2 separate regions of the Homo sapiens genome follow, and region 2 is linked to region 1. A link is an interaction called in ENCODE POLR2A ChIA-PET data of the cell type or tissue named here. Cell type or tissue: PC-9. All regions are shown on one strand. Each heading gives the region's core, and the rest is flanking DNA. Links, peaks and the distances in the headings are about the cores only. Region 1 has its middle 40 kb from the start of ANP32A. Region 2 overlaps SPESP1-NOX5 (SPESP1-NOX5 readthrough).

Region 1 (2,907 bases), core at 91-2,590:
CGGGCAGAGGGGCTCCTCACTTCCCAGTAGGGGCGGCCGGGCAGAGGCGCCCCTCACCTCCCGGACGGGGTGGCTGGCCGGGCGGGGGGCTGACCCCCCCACCTCCCTCCCGGACGGGGCGGCTGGCCGGGCGGGGGGCTGACCCCCCCCACCTCCCTCCGGGACGGGGCGGCTGGCCGGGCAGAGGGGCTCCTCACTTCCCAGGAAGGGCGGCCGGGCAGAGGCGCCCCTCACCTCCCGGATGGGGCGGCTGGCCGGGCGGGGGGCTGACCCCCCCACCTCCCTCCCGGATGGGGCGGCTGGCCAGGCGGGGGGCTGACCCCCCCAACTCCCTCCCGGACGGGGCGGCTGGCCGGGCAGAGGGGCTCCTCACTTCCCAGTAGGGGCGGCCGGGCAGAGGCGCCCCTCACCTCCCGGACGGGGTGGCTGGCCGGGCGGGGGGCTGACCCCCCCACCTCCCTCCCGGACGGGGCGGCTGGCCGGGCGGGGGGCTGACCCCCCCCACCTCCCTCCGGGACGGGGCGGCTGGCCGGGCAGAGGGGCTCCTCACTTCCCAGTAGGGGCGGCTGGGCAGAGGCGCCCCTCACCTCCCGGACGGGGCGGCTGGCCGGGCGGGGGGCTGACCCCCCCATCTCCCTCCCGGACGGGGCGGCTGCCGGGCGGAGACGCTCCTCACTTCCCAGACAGGGTGGCTGCCGGGCGGAGGGGCTCCTCACTTCTCAGACAGGGCGGTTGCCAGTCAGAGGGTCTCCTCACTTCTCAGACGGGGCGGCCGGGGAGAGACACTCCTCACATCCCGGACGGGGCGACAGGGCAGAGGCGCTCCCCACATCTCAGACGATGGGCGGCCGGGCAGAGACGCTCCTCACTTCCTAGATGGGATGGCGGCCAGGCAGAGACGCTCCTCACTTTCCAGACTGGGCAGCCAGGCAGAGGGGCTCCTCACATCCCAGACGATGGGCGGCCAGGCAGAGACGCTCCTCACTTCCCAGACGGGGTGGCGGCCGGGCAGAGGCTGCAATCTCGGCACTTTGGGAGGCCAAGGCAGGCGGCTGGGAGGTGGATGTTGTAGCGAGCCGAGATCACGCCACTGCACTCCAGCCTGGGCACCATTAAGCACTGAGTGAAGGAGACTCCGTCTGCAATCCCGGCACCTTGGGAGGCCGAGGCTGGCGGATCACTCGCGGTTAGGAGCTGGAGACCTGCCCGGCCAACACAGCGAAACCCCGTCTCCACCCAAAGAATACGAAAACCAGTCAGGCGTGGCGGCGCGCGCCTGCAATCGCAGGCACTCGGCAGGCTGAGGCAGGAGAATCAGGCAGGGAGGTTGCAGTGAGCCGAGATGGCAGCAGTACAGTCCAGCTTCGGCTCGGCATCAGAGGGAGACCGTGGAAAGAGGGGAGAGGGAGAGGGAGAGGGAGAGGGAGAGCAGAAATAGACTCCTTCTATAAGAAAGCTACAAATCGCAGGGCAAGAGAAGTGGGGACGGAAGGATATATAATCCTCACCCAGGGAAGAGGGATTACATAATTGAGAATAATAATAGATTCCTACAGCATTTGCAAATAGTAAGTACATTTTCCTATGTAATCACAACACATTGTCACCTCTAACAAAATTAACAATAATTATTTTTCTTTTCTTTGTTTTTCTTTTTCTTTTTTTTTTTTGAGACTAGTTCTTGCGTTGTCACCCAGGCTGCAGTATAGTGGCATGATCATAGCTCACTGCAGCCTCAAACTGCTGGGCTCAAGCAATCCACCAACCTCAGCCTCCTGGGTAGCTGGGACTACAGGTGCATGCCACCATGCCTGGCTAATTTCTTTATTTTTACTAGAGATGGGGACTCACTATTTTGCCCAGGCTTGTCTCAAACCCTTGGGCTTAAGTGGTCTTCCCATTTCAGCTCCCAAAGTGTTGGGATTACATGCATGAGCCACCACAACAGGCCAATAACAATTCTTTAGTATCATCTAATACCTAGTCTGTATCCAAATTTTCCAATTATCTCCAAAATATACTTAAAATTTACTTTATTGAAACCAGGATATAACCAAGGACCAATGTAATGTGGTTACATGTTTTAAAGGGAGTGCAGTGGCACAATCTCGGCTCACTGCAACCTCTTCAAGTGATTCTCCTGCCTCAGCCTCCTGTGTAGCTGGGATTACAGACATGTGCCACCACGCCTGGCTAATTTTTTGTATTTTTAGTAGGAATGGAGTTCCATTATGTTGCCCAGGCTGGTTTCAAACTCCTGGCCTCAAGTGATCTGCCAGCCTCAGCCTCCCACAGTGCTGGCATTACAGGCATGAGCCACCATAGCTGGCCGAGAGTGGTTGTTTAAATTAAACCATACTAGGAGGCAAGAAGGATGACAAGATTGATCATTAAGTTAAGGTTTTTGACAACCTATTCCTCCAATGTAAAGGTGATTTTTTTTCCTCTTTTAATCAAATGATGTGTTGTGTGAGACTTGTGAACTATGTGAATATTCAGTTTCTAACCAACTTTTCATTCAAAGGCTTTAGCATCCACAGATAAGCCTATCTGAATTAATCATTTTTTCGGTTGTAATAAAATTATAACTTTCTATCATTATTTTTACATTTGTTAGCTGTCAAACAATATGCCCTTTCTGTGTAAAGAAGGGCTTTCCTCATCAATATATACAGTGTCATTTATGAGAAAGATATTAAAAATAAAACTCTTAGGATTCTATACATTGAGTTTTTAATCTTTTTAAACATTAATATTATAAGTACTTTTCTATATATTTATTTTGAAAATATTTTGATGGCTATGCAAAATGTATTATGGTGATGATGATGATGAGTATAAATCTAACAAAAATGTATGGAATTTATATGCTGAGCATTACAAAATAGTTTCTCATGTTTTCTTGAC
Region 2 (2,907 bases), core at 203-2,702, 150 kb after region 1:
CCAGGGCAAAGCTGGAGAAGAGACTCACACTCTCCCTTGTTCCCCAGGAACTATCTGAAGCCCCCCAATCCAACTTCCTCCTTAGTGGCAAATCGGCCTCAACAAGGCAAACTAGCTCAGGCAAGTGAGCTTGTCAGACACAACCCCACTCTGAATCCCACGCTGGGCTACCTTCTGCATGCAACTGGAAATAAACAAACATTCCATTTTAGCAGTGATTTTAATCTGGGCAAGTGGATTACACCGATTTTTACTCTTTTTTTGTGCTTTTAGGCTTTTTTTCTAATTTTTAAATAATAATAATTATTATTTTTTAAAATCAAGATGGGGTCTCACTCTGTCACCCAGGCTGGAGTGCAGTGGTGTGATCTTGGCTCACTGCAGCCTCTGCCTCCTGGGCTCAAGCGATCCTCCCATCTCAGCCTCCTGAGTAGCTGGGACTATAGGTGCACACCACCACACCCAGCTAATGTTTTTGTATTTTTGGTGGAGATGGGTTTTCGCCATGTTGCCCAGGCTGGTCTCGAATTCCTGAGCTCAAGTGATCCACAAACCTTGGCCTAATAATTAATGTTTATAATTTGTGTAATTATAAAAAAGTGTCATTGAGAGAAAAAAATCTCTCCTTCCAAAAGTTTTGTTAGAAAAAAGACGCTTTTAAAAATACATTTTCTGGCGAGGTGCGGTGGCTTACACCTGTAGTCCCAGCACTTTGGGAGGCTGAAGCAGGTGTATCACTTGAGGTCAGGAGTTCGAGACCAGTCTGCCCAACATGGTGAAACCCCACCTGTACTAAAAATACAAAAATTGGCTGGGCCTGGTGGTGCATGCCTGTAATCCCAGCTACTAGGGAGGCTGAGGCAGGAAAATCACTTGAGTCCAGGACACGGAGGTTGCAGTAAGCCAAGATCATGCCACTGCACTCCAGCCTGGGCAACAGAGTGAGACTTCGTCTCAAAAAAAAAAAAAATTTTTTTTCATGTTTATTACTTCCCTTTAAAAACTTGCATTTTGTCCAGATACTAGGATATGAACTAGATTGTTGTCAGAACTTTGGCAAGTATTGATGTGTTGCTCCATTGCTTAGCATTGCTTACTGGCTTCCTAGCTCCTAGGTAATCCTAGGCCTTTAGCTCTCTTCCTGCCAAATTTGTCATGACCTGACTCCTGCTCCCTGCTCCAGTTCTGCTTTCAAATGTGTGCGTCTCCAGGTCATTACCTGAACTGCTTATAGTTCCCAGGACACAGAATGCATTCTCATTTCATGCCTTTCTACACGATCTTCTAGCTGCCCAGAATGTCCTTTTCCGTTTCCACCTGGCAAACTCCTACTCATGTTCTAAAACCCACTACAGATCAGTCACTTTCACTGGGAAGTCTCCTCGGTTCTCCCTTCCCAATGCTGTCTCACAACACACTTCTGTATCTTCATTTACCATGCTGGATTATCTTACTTGTCTCTGTGTATACAATCAGGGCCTGGATATAGTGTTTCCTAAGTATTTGTTGAATTGAGGCAGGTTTATTCATTCCACAAACATACATGGAATGCCCATGATATAGTGAGCACTGTGCTAGTTTCCTGGGATTCAAAACTAATGAGGCACAGATCTTGCCTTTAGGGGCTCACAGTCCAGAGGGACAGAAAGAGACACACACAGATAGTTACAATTACAGTGGGTACCGGCAGCTCTGTCTCACATCTTCTCATTCTTGCTTTTTTCCCTTAACTGGCCATAACTTGAAAGTATAATTCATATTTACTGCTTGGCTTATTTCCTCAAAAGAATTTTCTGTTTCCTACATATTATTCCTGAACTGATTTAATGAAATGTGTTTGTATTTCTCTCTTTACTTTGCCAGGAAAACTATTGAAACAGTCAAAGTAGCCTCCAAAATTGCTGCTCTCCAGGCATGGGAGCACCCCATTTCCAGAGATTACCAAAAGATCACTGAAATTCTGTAGAACTTGTCTTGGGACTGGCCCCAAACAAATGAGAACTGGCTGAATCTGTGGGTAGAAAAATATGTGAGTGACAGCAAAGAGGCTTCCAGTGAGCCCCTGCTGGTTCAGAAGACTTGACATGGCCAGCACCAAAGGATCCCTTTAGGGTACCCCCACCATGAGCCACATACTGGGAGAAATTTCTTGTAGCACTCTGCTTTAAAACAAAACCATAATGATAACTAATCATTTCCCTGATTTTGGAAATTAACCAGAGACATCTAAAATCACCACTAGGACATCCCAATCTGCACCAGATGGCCAGGGTTATCAGCCAAAGCTGATCTCTTTCCAGGCAAAACAAAAAGTATAAACACTTTGAATTTTAATCGCAGAGCAGTATTACCTAAGTAATTATACAATTTCCCTTAAGTTTAAAACAAAATAGCTTGCAGGTCCCACTTTTTTCCCTAGGCTCTATGGGCTAGGAACCTCTGCAGGTGACTGTTTCAATATAGTTGTACACAATATGTTGAGACTGAGTATAGCTCCATGGGTGGTTAACTATACAATCTCCACAGTCAGCCCAATGTAGTTGTAAAATTTGTGCTGAGCCCACTGGACACATTACTTCACCTCTCTGTTTCACTTCCCTAATCAATAGAATGATGCCAACACCCACCAGATAGGGCTGTGTTACGAATTAAACTGAGCAATACGTGCAAAGTTCTTAGCACAGTGCATGGCTCAGAGTAAGTGCTTAAACATTTTTGTTGATAATTGATATTATTGTTATTGGCGAAGTCTTGCTTGACTTATAAGCAGGGCCTGCCTGGAGTTGTTGGTGATTTTTTTCACAGTATGTTCCTAGATAACCTAGCTTCACCATAGTATTTTTGAGGAAAGGAAAGAGAAGATACTGGGCCAGATGGAAGACAGCTCATCCTTCCTAATAAAACTCT

What was found. ChIA-PET counts read pairs that join two places held together with the same protein. Peaks named below come from ENCODE experiments on the same cell type or tissue, not always from the same donor. Only the 100,000 strongest peaks of a DNase experiment are listed, where the experiment ranks them.
Region 2: POLR2A ChIA-PET joins it to region 1 with 10 read pairs; 2 of 35 experiments call an interaction of 5 or more read pairs at or near these places.

Annotation. Positions count from the first base shown.
Region 1 is chr15:68,859,693-68,862,599 of GRCh38, forward strand. No RefSeq gene overlaps it. Among named protein-coding and RNA genes, the nearest start is that of ANP32A, 40 kb to the left of the region's middle. In PC-9, for the core only: no CTCF peak of the experiment used is centred there; no DNase peak of the experiment used is centred there.
Region 2 is chr15:69,011,635-69,014,541 of GRCh38, forward strand. All of the region lies in intron 2 of SPESP1-NOX5 (SPESP1-NOX5 readthrough), which reads left to right. Among named protein-coding and RNA genes, the nearest start is that of NOX5, 1.6 kb to the right of the region's middle. In PC-9, for the core only: no CTCF peak of the experiment used is centred there; no DNase peak of the experiment used is centred there.